Linked DNA regions of Mus musculus: all the other regions are linked to region 1. The links are chromatin loops, found by intact Hi-C in ENCODE. Cell type or tissue: heart. All regions are shown on one strand. Each heading gives the region's core, and the rest is flanking DNA. Links, peaks and the distances in the headings are about the cores only. Region 1 overlaps Epyc (epiphycan). Region 2 has its middle 30 kb from the start of Gm40746. Region 3 overlaps 4930473O22Rik (RIKEN cDNA 4930473O22 gene). Region 4 holds the start of Lum (lumican).

What was found. Peaks named below come from ENCODE experiments on the same cell type or tissue, not always from the same donor. Only the 100,000 strongest peaks of a DNase experiment are listed, where the experiment ranks them.
Region 2: a loop joins it to region 1, with 2.8 times the contacts of the local background. A loop is called at or near these places in 9 of 42 quality-filtered maps.
Region 3: a loop joins it to region 1, with 2.6 times the contacts of the local background. A loop is called at or near these places in 2 of 42 quality-filtered maps.
Region 4: a loop joins it to region 1, with 3 times the contacts of the local background. A loop is called at or near these places in 5 of 42 quality-filtered maps.

What each region holds. Positions count from the first base shown.
Region 1 is chr10:97,667,136-97,672,446 of GRCm38, reverse strand. It overlaps Epyc (epiphycan), which reads right to left. Exons shown (of 7, transcript NM_001379456.1): 3 at 1,775-1,949. Among named protein-coding and RNA genes, the nearest start is that of Epyc, 23 kb to the right of the region's middle. In heart, for the core only: a CTCF peak has its summit at 2,033 (motif pointing right); no DNase peak of the experiment used is centred there.
Region 2 is chr10:96,148,156-96,153,466 of GRCm38, reverse strand. No RefSeq gene overlaps it. Among named protein-coding and RNA genes, the nearest start is that of Gm40746, 30 kb to the left of the region's middle. In heart, for the core only: no CTCF peak of the experiment used is centred there; a DNase peak (open chromatin) is centred at 2,866.
Region 3 is chr10:97,586,983-97,592,293 of GRCm38, reverse strand. 4930473O22Rik (RIKEN cDNA 4930473O22 gene) reads left to right here. Exons shown (of 3, transcript NR_045356.1): 3 at 371-1,310. Among named protein-coding and RNA genes, the nearest start is that of 4930473O22Rik, 7.3 kb to the left of the region's middle. In heart, for the core only: no CTCF peak of the experiment used is centred there; DNase peaks (open chromatin) are centred at 2,493 and 4,883.
Region 4 is chr10:97,565,448-97,570,758 of GRCm38, reverse strand. It overlaps Lum (lumican), which reads right to left and starts at 5,258. Exons shown (of 3, transcript NM_008524.2): 1 at 4,874-5,258; 2 at 1,653-2,535. The coding sequence starts at 2,514. In heart, for the core only: a CTCF peak has its summit at 2,844 (motif pointing left); a DNase peak (open chromatin) is centred at 5,008; H3K27ac peaks cover 263 bases.

The sequences.
Region 1 (5,311 bases), core at 62-5,061:
CTTCATAAACTTGTCCATGTGTCTTCTTGGTTCTGTTTGTGGCTTTCTATGACATAGAAATTTAACCACATGGGGAAAAAAACATGATGTATTCCTTAAAGAAACTAACTTAATAGTTTGTATGTGCGTCTGCACTCTATACTCATTCTTTTCAATGATTTTGCACACATTTAGAGTATACTGGCATTTCTTTTTCTTGTTTATCAAAGAGGTTTCTACTCCAAAGCTTGTAGTTTTGCCAAGAGTTGACATAAATCACAGTCAGTGACTGGATAGCAAGGATGAGACTTTACAATTCAATTGTAATACTTGAAAATTTAGACAGGGAGTTGGATAATGTTTGCCAGGGCACAGGGAAATATAGAAGGGGAACTGAAGTATAAATAAGAATATATAGGATAAGTTTATATAGGATAAGTAAGTTCTAGAGACTTATCTTCTGGGATGGAGAGATGTAGGGAAGGGGAGCAACATTTTCCTACAAATAGAGTCTAGAATCTTAATAAATTGGTTTTCAACCACAAATCACTACCCTTGGCAAATTAAAACTTCCTTATCGAAGGGCAAAATTAAGTATTATTAACACCCTAGAAAGACTATAAGGGGTGAAAGAAGGCTGCAGTGTGCTGTTCTGGTGGCCCACAGACAGCCAATACCCAATCAGCACAACATGTTGCCCTTATTCTAATCAGCATCCCCTATGTCTTACACGTCTGCACTGGACTGCACTGATCTCAGGGGATGACTTTCCATCAGTTCATCCAGTGCTGGGCCCTGAAAATACATGGCCCAGAATGATTTCAAGTAATGATGCCAGGCAAGTAATTCCATCCTGAGTCCTTGGTTATTTGATTCTTTCCAGCAGGACAAAGATGCATTATAATAAAAATCTTATCTTATGTCTGAGGACAAAATGCAGGAGTAACTCCATGACTCAAAGTGTATTCCAACATTCTTGACTTTTTTGTCTTTGGCTTATTTACTTCCCTTTTGGAGTGGAGTTGAAAATTGGCAAGATTGTTTAAGTTTGTTTCTTCTTTGAAGGTTTCATAGACTTATACATCTATCCTCATCATGCACACCCCTTACTCTCTATAACTCCCTCAGTATCTTCCATCTCATCTGCCCCCTAGCTTCATATGCCCTCATTTATTGTTATTTATTTTGACCCACTGAGTTGAGTTAGTACAACCCACGTATACACAGTTGCAAATTTATCCCTTGAGGGACTGAGAAGCTAATTGCTCCCTCCCTAGTAGATGTGGGGTTTTGGGAGATCGTTCTGTCACCCATGCTGGAATTTTAACTGTCTTGATCTAGTGTTAGTAACTAGAATGGTTGTGAGTTTACGGGTGCAACATCCTTCCCATCCTTCTAGACCTATGGTTTTGAGTTCCCTATTTCAAGATCTTTTCTGAGCCCTTTGGTGTGGTGGGTAAGCATTAGTGTAGATGTCCCATCTGTGGCTGAGCACTCGCCCGTGTTTATGATTAGCATTCTGTACAAAATGAGTCTACTCTCAGAAGTAGACTCTAATAAGACACTTCTCAGACCAGGGTTGGAAACAGCAACAACCTATGGATAAAAGCATAAATATTTACAAGACTGATGGCCAACATGACTACTTAGCAATACAACACCCTTAATTTCTCCCTTAGAGTTCATGACTTCTTTTGCAATGCAAGGCAGATTCCTTGAGGAATGACTTAAAACTAGATAGTTTTGAGAGGCGACAATGTGTATTTGGTTCTAATTGAGTAATAACTTATTTGACCTTCGTTGGTGTGTGGACCCAGAAGCCCCGGGAATTCTGGCTCCTGTGGGGAAGAGCCATCGATCAGCCTGGGAGTAGATTCTTCATCCTTGTCTTCATCCTGGTTGTCCCCTAGCTGTGGGCCTGGGGTCAGGAGCTCTCTGTTCCCAGAAAGCCTCTCAGACACTTTCTCGTTCTGGAAACAAACAGAATTTCAAGGTAACCTCAATCACCCTCCATGCCCATAGTACAAATGTAAAATGTGTCCATCTGTGCCACAAGATGTCACTACTGTTCTTACAATCAACACAGTGGGCCTCGCCCCATCGATGTTTCTCAGAAATACAATTACTGTTTTCCAAAATTTGTTTCTCAAATCTTTGGAACTGGTTTCAATGCCCCCCGTTTGTTGCTATTTCTTTGAGCTTCATACATTTTTCTTTTCACATGGCAGGTCTAAAAAAAATCTCACTCTTATTTTTTTTAATGATACAGCTTTATAACAGCATAGTTGTTAGATTCACTTTAATCAAACTTATGCAAAACAAAATTCAAAAGATTCCCATTCACACGTGAGCCCAGTTCACTCTCATCATCCCTTGTTGATAACTATTGAGATACTAATATTTCCTTCCTTTAGGTTTTTACTTCTGAAAATCAAATCTTTACTTCCTGTTTTGTGGTACCCTCAATGGCCTTTTTTTGGAAATTAATCTTCCAACTTTGGCAAAATATATAATGGTGTGAAAACGATGTAATAGATTGTAGATGCCTTTTGTTATAGATATTTCCACATGGATACTAAATATTGCAACAACATCTGATTATATTAAAATTGTCATCTTTGAGAACACTGACAATAGGAGTCATTTAAAATGGAAACACACACACACACAAACCTGACATTTTTCAGAATACTTTCTCAAATTTCCCCCTTTTTGCCTTATATCTTTTCTGGTATGAGTTATTATTTATAAGAGCTTTAGAAACCACTTATTTTCAGTTCCCTTCCCTTATGCTATTTCTTGATAAGTGTGTTCTTCTCCATAACCTTGTAAGCCTCAGATGGAGATCTGATAAAAACATTTGGAGCAGAAACACCCTGACTCCACTCCTCTTGTCTGCTGTTCCCACGATATCACCAGAAATCTCACATTCTTGATTGATCACACCAATGTGCACCCATCTGCATTAATTTGCACTCATTACAAAAGCAAAACGACACAAATTATTTCTAAGTTACTTATTATCTGGATGGAAATTTCAAAAACAGAGATATAAATTAGATTAGTTATTTACTGCTTGTCTTATAATAACTATGTGATTTTTAAAGAGACATATTTTTACACTTTTGATAGACTTGAGTACATTTAATTACTAATAAAAATAATATAAATTTAAGGAATGTTTTCCTAGGTTCTCTATTTGGCCCCTTTGTACCCTACATGTTGATTTCATAACCAGGCCTATTAGATAGTAACTGAATTATGCCTCTATCTTTGTACTTTTAGGTTGAAGCCTAATAAGCAACTTATAATACTTATGGAATATATTCTTTAAACATCCTTGTCCAAGATGCATTTAATTCATGTGCATTTAATTCATATATGCACATAACCATCAGGATTTTGTGCAAAGACACTGTGAATGTGTGGATGCCTGCTTTCAAACATGAATCTAAGAGTAGATTGCTTGATATTGCAGGAGGCATCCAGGGATGCTCAAATCCTGGCCAGAAATCTCCAGCTGAGAATCTGGGGTGCATCTACAGAAAGACACACGGTTCCCATCAGTGTGATCATAGTGAGGCAGCTTCGGTGGAATGACTTTGCAGAGACGAAAAGTGGGCTCCAGGAAGAGCGGAAATTGAGACAGATGTTTCATGGAATGGAGGGGCCTCCTGAAGGGAGGAACACATTCCAGACACATTGCCTTGAATCTTTAACACTGTAGGAAAATGTTTGCACATCTTTTTTTTCCCCCAGATAATTGTTTTTCCACTGATCTGATGTAAAACTCTAAGGTCTCCTTTGTCATCCGATGTAATGAGGCCAAGCAGCTTTTGGTGCTTTGTTCATGCTTGCTTGCAAATCAAAAGAGCAACCTTTAAGGCAAGGAAAGGCAGTGAGTCCTCATTTCAGCAAAACTGCACAACTCTAACCCCATTATGCTGCGCCTGGAGAATCCTCTGCACAGTAGACACATTTATTCTGACGACTAAATAAAAGTTGTTTGGGCTCTCATCTTTTCCCTTCTTCTAACAATCTTCAAACTGCAATATGAAGTCAGAGCAATTCATTTTTAAAAAGCGAGGCCAGGGAATTGTGAACACCTGTCAGAATGATGGGCTTTGTCTCCTTATGCTACAGAAACTTAACTGTGGACCTAAGGGCAGAACCTCCCACATACTCTTCCGCTATAATTGGTATCACTCTCAGGAAAGTACTACTGAGTCTTTGATGTAAATATTTATTGATTATTTCACATTCGCTCTCTTTTCTTTTTCCTTTAACTCTTTATTAATTCAGATTTGCTTTCTGTGACTTTACTTTATAATTTGTGCATTCTGTCCCCTCAAGCTTTACAAAGATTCTAAAACATAATCACTGCATGTGAAGATAATAACCCAGTGCTGGACAGCAGCACAAGCTATATCAGTTTTTGTTAAATTGTTTAATTTTGCCTTTGCAGGAATTTGTATCTCCCTAACACCTTGTTTCCTAACCTTGAACTACAATATTTGCCATGGTAGACTGTGTTTAGGAGTATATTTTACTTCTACAAAAGAGGAGATTCCAGAAATGACATAGCTAAGACACAACATCAAGGGTTTGGGAAAACTCAGCAGCTATTGCCATGGGAGAGGGGAGAGGAAACTCCCAGGTAAATGAGGATATTGCAAGAGTTATTCACTGTCAGTACCCTGCACAACTGGGTTGGATGCTAGGTGTTCACCTTAGCAGACACTGCTGTCTCAGGGCAATCGACCGATGAGACACTAATGGGAGTTTCTAAGTGTCTGCTCCCTGAAGAAAACTTCTCAAAAAGCTAGATGCATTTCCATATTTTTTTATATCAAACAGTGTGGAGATTTATACAAATTGTTCATGTTGATATGAATAATCTTAGAAAATATTTAAGATTTGCAATTCTGGTCATTGGCAATACTGTTTCTATATAGAAGAACCTTGTTATAAAAGGAGGCTGTGCTTTGTAAATGATAATCTTTTGCTAAAATTATTTGGACCCAGTATAGGTTTATCTTGAGAAAACATATCTGACTGATTCATGCAATTACATTAATATTTGTAAAACTGTGTGATTTATTTGGTTTAATTATGGGGGGATAATATGAAAAATGAATGTTCTGTGAAATAGACACCACATTTCTCCTAGGTTGTTTTACTGGATAGAGTCCCTCCAATATCGACATCTTTCTTTTAAAGCATTACCAAAAAAGAAAGAAAGAAAGAAAAACTAAAGATACAACTTTCATATGAACAGAGGTACTGAAAGGAATGGAGGTGGGGGAAAACTGGGGTAGAGATGTAATGCATG
Region 2 (5,311 bases), core at 165-5,164, 1.5 Mb after region 1:
GTCTCTATACAGTTTGCCATAGGCAGTGCTATGTGCCTGGCCTAGTTTCCTAACATTAGACTAGAGTCCTATTGTTTAGTGCTGCAAGATTTCGAGTTTGGTTTGATTCTGGTGTGCTCTGTCCATGGTGGAGAAAACAGAGCATTGTCTCAAAGGAAGAAGCATCCTCTGGACTAATTCTCTTCCCGGTGCTCTGAGCCACCTGTGCCGACCTCAGTCTCCCAACTAGGACTCTCTTCTTTAGCATCTGCATGCCGTCCCATCACTTCTTCAAAATAGTTTCAATCACTAAGTTTGGGTCATATCACAATGCTATGCCTTAAATTTTATACCCCTGAACTTTAGAATTTGAAGTCTGAACCCTTAGAGCCCAAGGCAATGACTGCATTGGGAAAGGGGTCCTTTAAAGATAACAGCAGCAGGATCCAGAGAGATGGCTCAGTGGATAAGGACTCTTCCAGGCAAGTCTGGTGACCTAAGTTCTATCCCCTGTATACGCACAGTGGAAGGAAAATCAACCACTTTGTCCTCTAACCTCCATGTGTTTACTATGATGTGTGTGCCCCCTCCACACATAACCATGAAGAAAGGGGAGGAGCAAAGGAAACTAAGACAAAATGACATCATCTGGTACTAGTTAGCCCCACAGTACCAGTGTTTTCAGATGAAGACATCGTGCCATGTAGACAGGGAGAAGGCCACTGTCTGCAGGCCAAGGGGAAAGGCCGTGAAAATTTTGCTAACTTGATCTTGGACTTGAAGCCTCTGTACTTTTGGGGAAAATTAACTTTGTCACTTAAGCATCTCAGCTGTCGTTCTTTGCCCTAATAGTCCTAGCCTGCTAATACACATAGCTTTGCCACTTCGTAAACCTGTGGCTTTCCTATGATGATAAGGACTGCCTACACTGAAGAATTATTGGAGAATTAAGAAAACACGAAAATCTACAATGCTCTACCTAAAGTATCACACACACACACATACACACACACACATACAAAAATCAAATTTTAAAGATTGTACATCATTACTGCATATACCTAAGCAGATCTCCGTATCGAGTGTAGCCCAAGAATGATAAAATTTATATTCCATTTAGAAAATAACCTCTCCCTACAAATTTACACATGTTCTGAAATTGTGTTCTTTGCTTCAACAATGAAATCACAGTTGACTGGCTTAAAGTCAGTATGTCCAATTAAGGCTAAAATGTCCTCATTTTTGGCATCTTGATTATTTCCATCTTTTTTTTTTAATTGAATTAAGTTTATGAGCCCAAATCACTTATCATTAAAATCAGCACTCTTGGGCTTTCATTTTCCATTCCATGAATTTTATCAAATAAGTACAGAAATGCAATAAAAACTCAAGTGATTTCCAAAAAAAAACCCTATCTCTATAAAGATTAGAATAGAGGTTTCTGCCAGAACTGGACTCTCAGCTGAGCGGCTCAACCAGATTGAAAACATCCATTTGTGATAGCACATCTAAAGGTCGAAATCCAGCCTGGAAAAAGACAATTAGGAAGGTCAAATCTATGAATGCAACTTGTTTGCAAGCAAATAATACCAGTCTGTTTAGCTGAGTTCATCACTCTTGTTGAATAGTAGCCTTCATCCCCCATGTTGGTTTTCTGCCATTATTGATGTCCACTGCTAAGGATACTCTAATTGTAAGGTAGGCATAGATGGATCACAAAAGCTCCCAGGCTATCAGACTACTCATCCAGTGCTGACTTTGTTACAGGCACAAGACTAGTCACAGCAAGATGAAAATGAGTACCCCACACGCCAACAGACAAGAATCACACCAGCAGATCAACCACAGTGCCTGAAAACAACCTAGATATGTCTAGAGTCCTCAACCACCATCAGCTCTCGACCCTCTGGAGGAAGATCTCAAAGAGCAAAGCCAAGAAGACTGAACACCTGAACAGTAGCAAAGGTCATGGTGCCCATCTTAGTCCACAGTGTGATAAGCAGTCCTTCCGGGACCTTCATGTGTGTTACACTGTGTCCACAAGTGGCCACTGAGAAGAAACAGTCCACCTCAACCATCTGGATAAAGCTGTGTGTCCCAGCACACATACTGGTTGTATGCTGTAAACTTTCTGAACCTTGGTTGCTTCCCTTAAAAACTGAGTAGAAATGCCAACTCTAGGAGTCAAAGCTATGATACGGCAGAAGTGCTTTGTGCCTTATCCGAGTAAGTCCTCCTCTCATGCTCTGAGTGACATTGGGGATTGACCTAACTAAGGTGAGGACAGAATGAAGAAAGGACAGATGCACGTACAGAAGTGCTGGGATCATGTGGGCTGTTCTTGCTCTGATGAGGGATGCCAAAAGCAACCTGTAATGTCAGTATGTTTATTTTAGACACCTGAATGGAGGGTGTAGTGATCATGTACAGCTGGACAAGAAGGTAGGTTTACGGTACAGCGATGAATAGGGAGGAATGTTTAGCTAATCTTGTAGGAGGTCTCTGTGGAGAACCCCATCTCAGGCTGTAGTCATCTCAGAGGAGGAAACTGTGGTTAATAGTTTCTGAACCGAGTAGTCAATCGTTGGCAAACACTTGGACTTGCATTATAGGACAGCTTTGCCAGATCCCTGAGCCTCGCCCTAGGTAGGCTTTGGGACTTGCGTGGGTCAGAGGCATTGGCATTCCTGCCGTGCTCTGCCCCTGTCAAAAATGCACACTCACTCGGGGACTTAGTCCACTGCTCACACACTCACTGAGGGCTCCCCTCACTCACCACATACTCCAGGAAAGGAAATCAGCAGATTCGCCTTCACACTACTGCTCAATGCAGATGCTATGTAGATAATGTAAGAAGACAGGGTACGCTGGTGTCACACTGCTATAAATGTCCCTTCACTAGTCCCAGGGGGGAAGCTTGTGCAATAGTATTTCACAGAGCGCAAACAACAGCCTTGAGGGGCTGCCCTTGGGGTTACTACTATCCCAAGTTTCAAATCTTTAAAGACAAAAAATGTGTTGGAGGAGATATAAAACAGATGTTCACAGCAGAAAGTCCGACCAGCCAAGCTGTGGTCACCTCTAGATGGATATTGCTGTTGAAACTTCTCTAAGTTAATATCCATGGATTAGTAAATTGAAGTGTCTGAAACAGAAGCAAACACCCACTCTTTCTCTGTGTAAATCTACTCACCTTTTTAACATTTAAGGTGCCCAAGGCTAGATATACTTTTGCTAGTAATGTGGGGCTTTGAGGTTTTAACAATACAGGCATGGAGACATCTGTATAGTAGAAGGGTGTTAATCTGTTTGCTGGGGCAGTCTCTCAGCTAGCCCATCTAACATAAGCTGACTTCTCTTGCATTCCACCCGATGGCTCTCATTGATGTCTCCCTTCTGTCTCTTCCTCTCTCTTTCTCTTCATCCTTCTGCCTCGGCCCCAGCTGCCAGCTCTTTATTATGCAAAAAACACCATACTTCTTACTCATCTAGTTAGTGTTGGGGGCTACATGACCTTCACAGGTTGTTTACCGCTTTGGGCAGGTGAGGAAGGACAAACATTTCCATATCCCTCTATCCTGGCACCCCTGACACAGAAATTAACAGTTGAGAACTCAGGGACATATTTTTGTAGCCAGTTGATACAATGTGTGTGGGTTATCTCAACAGGCTAGTCCACTACAATCCTATAATTATAACCCCCCTTTCTATTGCCTAGTGAAGCTAAATTTCTGAAACCGCCTGAGCAAACAAAGCAATTTTTATTTTTAAACATCCATTGTTTTAGCCTCTTTGTCCCCCGAGCCATAATGAGACATGTACAGAATTTCTAATTTTAGATTCCTTGAACTACAGGAATATTTTCTTTCACAAAGAAAAAAAAAATAAACAGAGAAATTACTATCCAAAAAATCTCATCCCTCTGGTGACTGTGTTGGAGAGAGCCCAGGACAGTGAAGACGTTTCAGTATGCCTGTGACTTTGTCCCAGAAGCCACCACACTTGAAATGGCTTGTGAAGATGTTCTACGTTTCTCGTGACCTCAAACAGATGAATCTGCTTCGAATGACTTAGAGAGGCGGAGAGAAATTTCTCAGGAGCCGCAGAACTTATAATCTGAGTTACTATATTTCTGAACTGAGAAGTTTGGCAGAAGAATCAAAATACACCACCTTCTGAGAATCTACATGGAGAAATCTCTGATAGCAGTTAAGGTCAGTTAAGTGGAGGTCCCACAATCTCAGTATAAAGACAACGAGGGTGAGAGATACAGCATGGCTCATTCTTGACTCTTGACAATGAATTCTATAATTTCATGTCCCTCTTTAACTTGCATGAGTGTGGCGAGGCCCTACTCACTTGGAAATTATAAGCACATACACTTTTAACTTTTATATACCCATCTATGTAGGGTAGAAAGAGTAGAGGTTATGAAGCCATCCTTAGCATATTGATAAGGCAGGAATTAACTTAGAAACACCAAAAACTTTAAAGGGGAGAAATTATTAGTAAGAAAATTCAGTTCTTCTCTGTTTGTTTTCTTAAATTAGCAGGCTGGGTCACGGCTCTTCTTGGACCTCTGGTATATTCACACGCCTACACACACACACACACACACACACACACACACACACAAAAGAATTTTTCAAGTGTTCATAATATTTAGTGATTCTCAAGTCAATTCCGGGAGAAGGAAGAATGGCATCAGAGGGAACCAGTTATGGAACATGGGCTCTGCTGGGCAAAGCTCAGCTGACTCTTCTTCTCAAATACCCTTTGAAGTAGGCATCAGTATCCCTTCGCTCTGCACTGAAAAGCTGGGTTTGAGAGAGACCAAGTGGCTTACTCTGGACCAGAGGATCCTGGTGTGGACAGAACTATTGAATTACTCCCTGTCAGACTTAGGGCTTCCCACCACCACCCCAACCCTCAGAAACGCCACGGTTATAACTCATCTTTTAATTGCAGGGAGGCAGGACTCTCAGAAAGGGAGACAAATCTAGAAACCAAATCTCTGACCTTCTAATGCTGCGGGTTTGGGCAGGCTGCCAAGTTGCTCAGGGAGGCATGGAGAAAATAAGTACGGTCCCTTCAAAGAAATTTCTTTCACGGGGGGTGGGGGGGGAAGAGGCTATAAAAAATCGTGTTCTCCCACTCCCGGCCTCCAGGGGACAAGAATGATTTCCCCTCAGGCAGTGATCATCGCGGAGCTGATCAAACTGTCATTTTTACTCAGGCCCCTGGCAAGCACTGAATCACATTTGCAGCTTGTTTTCATTAACCTTAAAGTACCCTCCGGTCTAAATATTTATTCCAGTTCTTCAGCTGACCT
Region 3 (5,311 bases), core at 51-5,050, 80 kb after region 1:
CAAATTCAGGTCCTTTGCAAGAGTAGTATACGTTTTTATGTGCTAAGCCATCTCTCTATTCCCAGTACTTAACTTTTTTAACCTTGAAATATTTCACAATTAAAACATTTCTGGAAATTCAGCACAAATCACAGGGTATTGTTATATATGATGTTCATACTGAAGAGTTTCCATAGACTGTATCTACAGTCTCAGGTAGATAGGACCTATTGATTCTGAGGGTCTTATTCTCAGTCTTACTACTTCAGGCTTTATGGATATGAGTAGACGAGAATGTGCTAAATGGTTTTATCCTTCTAAAGTATCAAGATAGAACTAATACCAAGTCAAGTTTACTATAAGCTTACACATTCCAATTCTTTCTGGACAGAAACCTGACCACTCATGCCACGTGAGAGCACTGAAGCAAATAGCTGCACAAGCCTTTGAAGTAGCCTCTGCATAGGAAACTGGACACTCTACGGAAAAAAAAATGACAGCCTGGCTTTTCAAAAGTATTTTTCCTGCTCTTAACAACTCAAACTAGTATTATTTTTGTTTTGTATTTTTTCCATATTTGGCTGAAATTTTGTAGGGACCTTAGACAATTAGTTTATAGAGAGATCTTTACAGAAATGACATGATTTTTCACTCCCGCGTGTTTACCACTATAATCAAAGTTATTCTTAATATCTATGTTGCAATTTCAATGAAGAGAATTAAGGTAGAGAAGAGGGGATGACAGCAGGGAAATTTACCAAGCCTACACATTTATAGAAAAGAATTCTTGTAAAGCAAAACTACTCTTGCAGAATCCAAGGTGAACTGGAAGGAGTTCGTGCCACCAAATATTCATTTTCCCCTTGTGCAGAGAATCATGGGTTTTACTTTAAGTGTCAGAGATCTAGAAAGAACTTGACCTTCTATGTGCTTCACAGGTTTTTCCCAAGCTACCAAATTCGTTTTAAATAATTCCAGCCAAAAGACTGTAAATATTTTTACTGTTACATTCCTGTTCCTCTGCTGAGAAAGGCTTTAGTCTGCTGGCTCTCACTTGCAAACTCCCTCTCCCTCCTTACTTCTAGACTCCAGTTCACCACTATAAACTTTATTTAAGAATATGTGAATTGTTTGGCTTTTCGAGTTTAATGTGAAATGAATCACATTACTTTTAACATATGGATTCTATAAATTTGGGGAGAGTGTCCAACAGTATTTTTAAACATACACGTTAAGTTTTGTCCTAAGTTTTCAGAACAAAGAAGAAGCCACTTAAACTCAGATTGTGAGGAGTGTCATTTATAAATAAATCAATCCAATCAGATAACCTTACTGATTAAAAGAGGCACTTTTCTTTTATGAACATTCCCTTTTGAGTTTCTGTGTCCTTGGAATACCTTTACCTCAGAGATTCTCTTTTTTTTTTTTCTCCCAAACATTTACTAAACAGGACACCATTTCTCCTTTTACACAGCAAAGTTGGTAGTTTCAAACTAGCTGAGCCATTAGAACTGCCAATTGCCACAAAATCGGAAGAGATTCTACATGTGGAACTCAAATAGAAGACATCCTGCAATGTATAAGTCACTGATAGGCCCCAGGGCAGTCAGCAAAGTGACTAAGCTTATGAAAGTCATATAAATGGCTTGACAAGAGTGCACAATAGAATGACATCACTGACTCTCAATAAACCAGGGTTAGTTACTAGACTACAACTATGTAGCTCCTCTGCCAATAGGTTAAGGCCTGATTTTATTCCCCAGCTTTGTACGTCTGAAAAGTCTGGTTAGGACAGCTTGCAGAGAGGGGTACCCTCATCTCTTCTCCTCTACCGATTACCAAGCAACAACAACAAAAGCCATGTACACATTTTACAATACCTGATAGGAATTACGTGCAAAACCTGCCTGTGTCCTCACTTAGCAGGCCTGCATCTTCATGCCTTCATTTTCTCTGGTAATGCTACTCATCCCATGTTTCACCCCTAGAGGAAAGCTGTAATTGGACAATATTCATCCTTGCATATACATCACTGACACACTCCCCATAACCATCAAACCACTGTCCCTTCCCTACACATTAACACATAGGTGCACTCCATAAACCTAGGACTACAGATGGCATTTACTTTACATTTGTAGTAGTCACTGTATCAGCATTGTCACTAGAGGATTTGTTCCAGATCTCAGGTTTGGGAAAGGGACTGCTGTATGCCTGGCCCATCTCTGGCACGCCTGCTGGAAACTTCAAAGAAAACCCCTCAGTGTATGTACAAAGTGAAGACCTGTCAGATGATCTCCAGAACAGAGCTGTGCACTTTCAAAGTAGGAGTGAGCACATATTAGCATCTAAACTGAAATCAGTTCACAGAGCCAAAGGCACACTTAAGGGTGTTATTCTTCCCTATTACTGTTGTGGTAAGTCATGAGAAGGGTCCACTTTTGTGCGCACTGACGGCTGGGTAGCTGATAAAGAACACAACTCTCATGAGTTTAACCCACCCACTCGAGTTCAGCCACTGGCTGCTTCTCAACCTTCAGAGTGCTGACAGCACAAGTCCTGTGGCTCCCATAGTCCAAGACCGTGGGAGTTCTGCTGCTTGCGTTATCCAAAGTGACCTCATTTTAACTCGATGTCTCAACTACAACAAAGAACTCTTCTACAGGACTTGAATTTTCACAAATATTTCTCTAAAACAGTGTTGCCTTTAGGGAGGTGTTACTCCCTAAGCATAGTTTATGTCAAACACTGCTGTGTCAAATTCTCATAGTCACTATTTAGCAACTATATAGTACTAATGAGAACAAAACTCCTCTCAGAAACTACCAAAACCTAGTTCATAAAATAGAAACAGAAGGAACGCTGTCCAATACATTCTATGATGCCGCAGTTACTCTGATACCTAAACCACACAAAGACCCAACAAAGACACACAGAGCTTCAGAGCAATTTCTCTCATGAATATGGATGCTCGATACTCAATAAAATTCTTGCAAACCGAATCTAAGAACACATCAAAACCATCATTCACCATGATCAAGTAGGCTTCATCCCAGGGAGGCAGGGATGGTTCAATATATGGAAATCCATCAATGGAATCCACTACACAAACAAACTCAAAGGACAAAAACCATGTGATCATCTCATTAGGTGCTGAGAAAGCCTTTGACAAAATATAACAGCACTTTGGGGTTGGCATGTTCAAAGTTCACACAGGGAAGAGGCTCCAGGTGATTGCACTGGGAGAGCAATCAAGAGTGGACTGTGAGAATGCAGAGGGTAAGGGTCAGCTCTCCTTTCTTCAACAAGAGGAAAGCTTTGCTGCGAGACTGGGGTCATTCACTGAAGTGCAGGGTTTCACTTCAGAACTGCATGAAAAGTGAAAAGGACTCCCCCTTCCTGCACTCCTGGTTCATGCAAACTTATGGGACAGTTTAAACAAGTGACATATTCTGGGGAGATCACTAACACTATCAAGGAAGAGTTACAACTCAAAGTGTGATTCTACCAATAGCAAACATCAGCTGAGAGCCACGGCTGCAACAGAAGACAGCCTAGTGAGCTAGCTACAGTGCTAACACCTTTCACACCGATTTTCCTTCAAAGAACAAAAGTCCATGGGAACTTTGGCTGAGCATATTTTCAAAGAATTCTGCCAAAAAACAAATAATGGAAAGAACAAGCATGAGGATCAATTCTTCCTATAATGGCTTTATACAGGTTTTCCACAATGCCAATCTGGGATGACAGTACAGACAGAATTAGACCGTCAGCAAGAGTGCACAATGTGTAACTACAAAACTAAACAAATCTAGCTAGTTCACCACCCACTCAGTTCTGTTCACCCCATCCTCATCAGCATGGTCTTCCCTCCTTCAAAAGCTGTCCTTAAATTCTACATCTGAATATGCATATTATCTTCATATATGAATGATGTCTTAGAACAGTGTTGGTCCTGAGGAATAAAGGGGAAAATTTGTTTTTGCTTTTTTCATTTTAAGACATGCAGTATTATCAGATACTTTGTTTGGGTGCTTAAAAACCATATGCATTAAAAATAGAACCAAGTAAATACTAAGTTTCACATCTATTCCTCACTGTCCTCAGAGTCCTAAGAGGAAAGACCTGACCTGAGCTTCCAGAGAATCAGTATCTACCTACATCACACCAAGATGGTCTAGGTCAATAGTTCCCAAATTAAGGGCATTTCAACACCTCCCTTTAAGCCATCAGAAAAGCCTTCTGTTTAAACTTGAAAGCTAGGAAAAGTAGAAATCTATTACCATGGAAGAACTCACCATCAAAACATTTCTAACTAACACAAGAGCTCACATGAAGCTCAACCATAGCAACTGGATCTTGCACTTTTGGAGCAGGAAACTTTCATCTGTTTAAGGCCCTGAGTACTCTGCTTTCTCTTCCAATCCTATAAATCTTTTACCTTTTACCTCAGTGAAAAGGTAAAATCTGGACGCCTCCAGTGAGCTCATCAAATTCCATATCATTAATCCCTGATTTTGGGAGTCTCATTTAGTAAATTAAAGAGGAGACTTAGCCATCTGCCCTTCCATCAGGGCTCCAGTGTGAGCTGACTCAGAGCCGTCCAAAGCAACTTTGTACTGACTTGCTTAATATTATTATTAAATTTCTCCCTCATAAGCATTTTTCTTTTTCTCTTTACTTCTTTGGTGAGCAGATTCCAAGACAACAATATTCAGAGACATTCTGGGATATTATAACTGCCTAGAAAAGATATTCTGGAGCTCTTGGTGGGGAGAAAGTTTTTCACCTTTGAAAAGCAGCCATATTGTTCTTTAGGACTTTCCCTGGCCTATAAAAGGGGAAAGAGTGTTGAAATCCTGAGTTAATACTGTTGCCAGTTGGCAGCAATGCCGATATGAGATTGTAACAAAAAACTTGTGTTGTTCCCCCACCCTTGCCGTTTTTTACCAGATGGAATTTATCATAACAGTCCACTTCTAAACGACTCTTGCACTGTGCATGCTGAAGAATATAGACAAAATGTCAACCGCAACAGGATCCGGGTTTCTAGGCATTGCATCTGTGTAAATAAAACTGCAAAAAGTACTAATTAGTTGTTACCATTAATCACTATTGCTCATTCCTTTGTTTGCATGAGCTTTTTTTCCCTGGACAGAGAAAAAGGAAACTTCACTCTTTTACCAACTGGCCCCGTACAGATGTGTTGGCATATTTAGCAGATTGCAGTTGCACGTAGGAAGGTACTTTGTGTCCTCCAAACCTAGCACAGATATTTTTTTAACGTATTAACCTTGATAATCACTTGACTAAGAAATAAACACCTTTTCTT
Region 4 (5,311 bases), core at 257-5,256, 100 kb after region 1:
CCACGGGTTAAAAATAGTTTTTAAATTTGCATATATAAGTACTGTAAACATTTTTATTGCTTTTGTCCCTGAACATAATAGCATATAACTTTGTAGATAGCATCATCTCAATTTTGCTGAACAGCATAATTTGTCTATAGAAGATTTCGTGTACAGGAGATGACATACATACGGACATATGGAACTATTATAGCATCTATATACAGGACTTGAACATCAGTAGAGTTTGGGATCCAAAAGAGTTTGAGAACCAGTTTTCCATAGGTACAAAATGTTGCGCCTTTACATGACCTTAAGTTCATTTTTACATGTAATGTTCAATGTTGAGAACCTGATTTAGGCTGAGATAATTGCAAATAATAAATGAAATCATTACTTAGAAAAATTAAAGAATATGAACTATCACATATTAAACTTTACACTATAAACAGTTGTGCCAGTAGAATTGTGCTAGTCTGAACTCTGTGACTTGTAACAGTCAAACTGTCCCAAACCTTGCTTTCATGGATTTAAAAATCCATTTCAAAATGAAATTGAAAAAATGGTGTTTATATAGGCAATCACATTCTCCTTCATGAAAATGTGTAACCTAGGAGATACATGAAATTAAAGAAACATTTCAATGTTGTCACAATGTCCTACTTCATTTTTTTCTGATAGCAATATTTTTATCTTGGCAAGGGAGGTGAACTTTTCATTAGATAAACAAGTTCAATTTGAATAGACAATGACTGCTTTATATGTAAAATTATGTTTTCCACCTGAAATTTTCACACATTGGTGAACTGACACATTTCTGTGCTAAACTCTATTAAATGGTAAGGTTGTGATTGAATGGTGTCATTTCCTGCCTGTTTTCATATCTTCTGAACTGAAGCTGAAGAGGATGGAAGCCTTCAAAGAGCAGATCAAGTCCAGATCCATCATGGAGATAAATCAAAATAAAATACATCAGCACATGAAAAGAACCATGTGTGACGTGGGTGAAGTGAAGGGCTGTACAAAAGCTAAGGGCTCTATAAGGATATCTTTTAAATAAATAGATACTTAAAACCTTTTTCAACACCTTTCCTCATGAATTTGTTTGAGGACCACATACACTGTGTCAGAAAAAGAGTGGTGGTGCTGGCCATGTTAATAGGGTCATATAGTGAACCTCCAGATGTTAGGGAAGATAGGGCCATATGTGTTTGCTCTGAGTCAGGCAAGTGGTAGGATGCTTGGTAGCCTGTTCTTACTGCACGCATGCCTTCTGAAGGTTTTCTTCCTTTCCTCTACTGGATCATGCCACTTAGTAAAAGGCAGCACACAATTCTACGCAAGGAACAAACTAAGCAATAACTGAAAAATATTAAGAGAGACATCACTGTCAGTTAGCCTCAAATAATACTAATAGATTAAATGAACAATTTTATGGCTTTAGTAGCTCTTGGTCTCGACACTCTAAGGAAAGGCTAGGAACAATTCCGTGTATGACTGAGATAGAATTCCATGTTTGGATTTTGTTGTTCTTTTAATTCGTTCTTATTACATTGTGAAACCTAAGTATTTTAACTCTCAAAGTGTTTGATACAAACTTTAAGTATATAAGTAAAGTTTAATGTATACTTTAAATAATTCTAACACGGGGGGGGGGGCATCTTTATACTTACTTTCAAGTTCATTGACCTCCAGGTAATAATTTTCAAGATTTTCATTAACTGTTGGTATACTCTTAAGCTTATTATAGGAGAGATCAAGCTCGAGCAAGGATGATATATTAAACGAGTTTCCAGGTACCCCACTATCAGCCAGTTCATTGTGAGATAAACGCAGGTATTGCAGCCCAGTGAAGCGCTTGAAGTACTCATCCGGAATGTTGCTGATCTTATTATTGTCTAGGTAGAGAGTTAGAAGAGATGTAGGTAGACCAGCAGGCAGCTTGCTCATCTGATTGAAGCTCAAATCCAGGTACTCTAGTGATTTGAGACCTTTCAGAGAAGCCGAGACAGCATCCTCTTTGAGCTGGTTGTGTTGAAGATAAATGAAGGTCAAGTTGACCAGCCCGTCGAAGGAGCCGAGCTTGCTGATTTTATTATTGGTCAGCTGTAGGTCTTGCAGGGACTTTGGAAGTGGACCGACGGACTCGGTCAGGTTGTTGTAGTTTATATGCAGTTTCTTCAGTTGTTTCAGCTTAGAGAAAACCTTTCCTTTGATCTTGGAGTTTTCTAGAAGGTTGTGGTCAAGAATGAGCCACTGCAGGTCTGTGACGTTCTCAAAGGCCTTCTCATCAATATGGTCGATTTGGTTATTCCTCAGGTAAAGGTACTTGATGCCAGGAGGAACCATTGGCACACTCTTCAACTTGAGGTCATCACAGTACATGGCAGTTGGGTAGCTGTGGGGGCAGTTACATTCTGGTGCACAGTTGGGTGATATTTGCCCATACATGAAGAGAGGGATGTCATAATCGTAGTATTGGCCACTGACACTACCGACTAATGCCAAGGCAAGAGAGAACGCACATACATTCATTTTCAGCAAGTCCTCTGTGACCTACATAAAGTGGAAAAACGAATCATTACAGCATAATATAATTTCAAGGGGAAAAAAAGTTCAATTTTCATTAAATTCATTAACAAAGTGCGTTTTTTTTTTTTCATTTCATTTTCAGTGCCTCCAAAATAGTGTCTTCACTGCCCTTTGAAACTTTCTATTTAAGTATAAGGAGAAGGCTGCCGGGAAGGGGAGGGTGTGTGTGTGTGGGGGGGGGGGGGGGCGTGTTGTTCACACCTTTGGGTGGAAACAGGTTTCAGGTGTGTACGCATGCGCCCCCTTGTGGTCTGGCTTCCAAATTTTTAGGCCCTGTCTTCTGATACTTCCTTAATCGATATATCAGTCAGGGTATTTCCTGGTGGCACCATCTCACACAATGTGAGAAACCCTATTTAAGAATATCCCCTAATCCAGAAGAAAGGACACTTAGAAGACAACAGGAAATTCCTCCGTATATTCTGCCATCAACATCATTAAAATGTCTCATTAGAGAGATCCTAAGTGGGTGCAGGGGCAATCTGTGGTTTTGCCCTGAGGCAAACTGCTCTTGCTGCTTGTGAGGTAGAAGAGGCAATAAGCGCATTCCTTTCAAGGGGCCTTGTTATTGTTGTGGATTCTGGGGAAAGGGGGTTGAATTCTTAGATGGATGTTTACATTATTTGCAGCTTAACATCCCCTGCTTTAAAATCCATTGGAAGCTGTATCTGAAGCTAGTATTTAGTAAATTAATTTTAGAAGAACAAATATTTACCCAACAGGGAAACGTCAGACAGTGTTGGCTTTTATATCCAAACCAAAAAGGATACCAATTATACGAAAATAACCTTCTCTCCAACTTTAAAAGCTAAGTCCTTCTCCATTTTAAATCATGAGTTCATCTTCTTTGTGCCAACTGTAAGGTAACATGATTTGCTAATGCAGATTTTAGTGCCTTCAGAAAGTGGAGGCAGGAGAAGGCAGGGAATAAAAGACAAAACAAAAATAAAATAATAGTGATGTTGGCTTCATGAAATGTGTGCTGAGAGTGTAAGTTCAAAAAATTTCCTGGTAGTTATTTTCACATAACATATTTCTAAGATGAGATTCAACAATGATTCGAAATTCAGAGAAAAGCTAGCCATTTGCATAAAAGAAGGCTAGAACTTAAGAGTTGGGAATCACAGAATGCATTGTAAGAAAGCCCATGTTCCTGTGAGTGAAACAACATGAAGAGAATCCACATTCAATTACACCCTGCATTGCATGATATTTCATGCAAATAATATGAGACAAGCATTTGCATCAGGTAATTTGGAGGAAGTAGAAGTTGGGAGACCATGCATTTTAAATATATATGCTTTGCTTTAGCTTAGAATCATGACAGACTTCAGGAAAAGAAACATTGAAAAAGATTTTATGAAAGATACACTTGAAATTCTAACCTCAGATACAGTCACAATGCTAATAAATTATGCCCTTGCCCATGATTCTGATGGGAATTTTTAATTGAATAGTTAGGATTTGCCCTGCCTAGCACTAGGAACACAGTAACAGTACATAATCACATAAATGAATCTGTTGATTCATTTAAGTTTTGACTTTTTAAATGGAATATGCATACTAACAAAAATTTATTCCACAGTTTTGGCAAAGTAAAACTTAACAGTCTGAAATCAAAGCAACCTTGTGAACATACAATGCCTCCTCTGTGAGGGTAAGTCATACATTCGGCCCCTACTTTTTTAAATACCTCTGGTCATGAAAGAAATGCTTTTCTGCAAAAATGTAAATTGTTTCCCAGAAACTTTTAAAAACATGTACCTTAAGGTGTATATCCAAAACCACAGATCTTTAAAATGAGCAAAACACGGAGAAGTGATCCACACAAGTAACTGAGTCCTCCTGCTAACATTTTATAACCCAGAATGTTTATTGCGACCTGTAACAACATATTTTATTGCAAAACCCCTTGACTGCTGCTGGTGGTAGTGGCCTTTTTCTGTCTCAATACTAGATTTCAACATTATAACAATATGTAGCTAATTAGCATAGATAACATTTTAATTTCTGTACGTTTTTGAGTGTCTAACTTTTTTTTTTTTTTTCATTGCAACCTTGGAACGTTTTAAATTTCCCTTGCCAATCAGTCTGGCATACAGAGTGAAATTAATCCAATAGTGATGGAAAGTATAATAGGTAAAATGTGAAAATAAATGTTCAAAACTGTCATTGAATAGCAAATTGGCAAAATTCCTCTAGATCTTTTTTTTTCCTGTTCCTGTTAAAATTAAACACTGTCCCCAAGACTCAGCATCCCCTGGGGTATAGTAAGAAAAAAAAAAAAAAAAAAAGCACTTACCTTACTCTCTTGACACTGTTTCCGTTAATTTCTTAAACAGGCACACTGTGAACAAGAATCCACTAACATATGCTGTGAACTCTGTCAGGGTGGGACTGGCTGCCAGAGTCTCAGTGATACAAGAGCTGAGGAGCGTGGGGGGTGGGGGGGGGGGACCAGCCCAATCACGCCAGCCTCTGGATGAAGTTATGTCACTGTGGGCTCTTGTGGTGTTGCCTCTGAGCAAGCTTCTCTCTAACGAAGTGCAGGTGGACAAAACAGACCCTTCCACTCTGGAATCGGGGTTGGGGGAAGAGAGAGAGACAGAGAGAGAAGTACTTTACTGGATTAAACCCCTAAGAATCGAGCTTGCTACAAATGAGGCAGTTCGGTGTGAGAGGGTTTCTGCTGCAAACTTCTGAACTTCTGCATGTGTGGTGGCGGTGAACTGTGATCTGC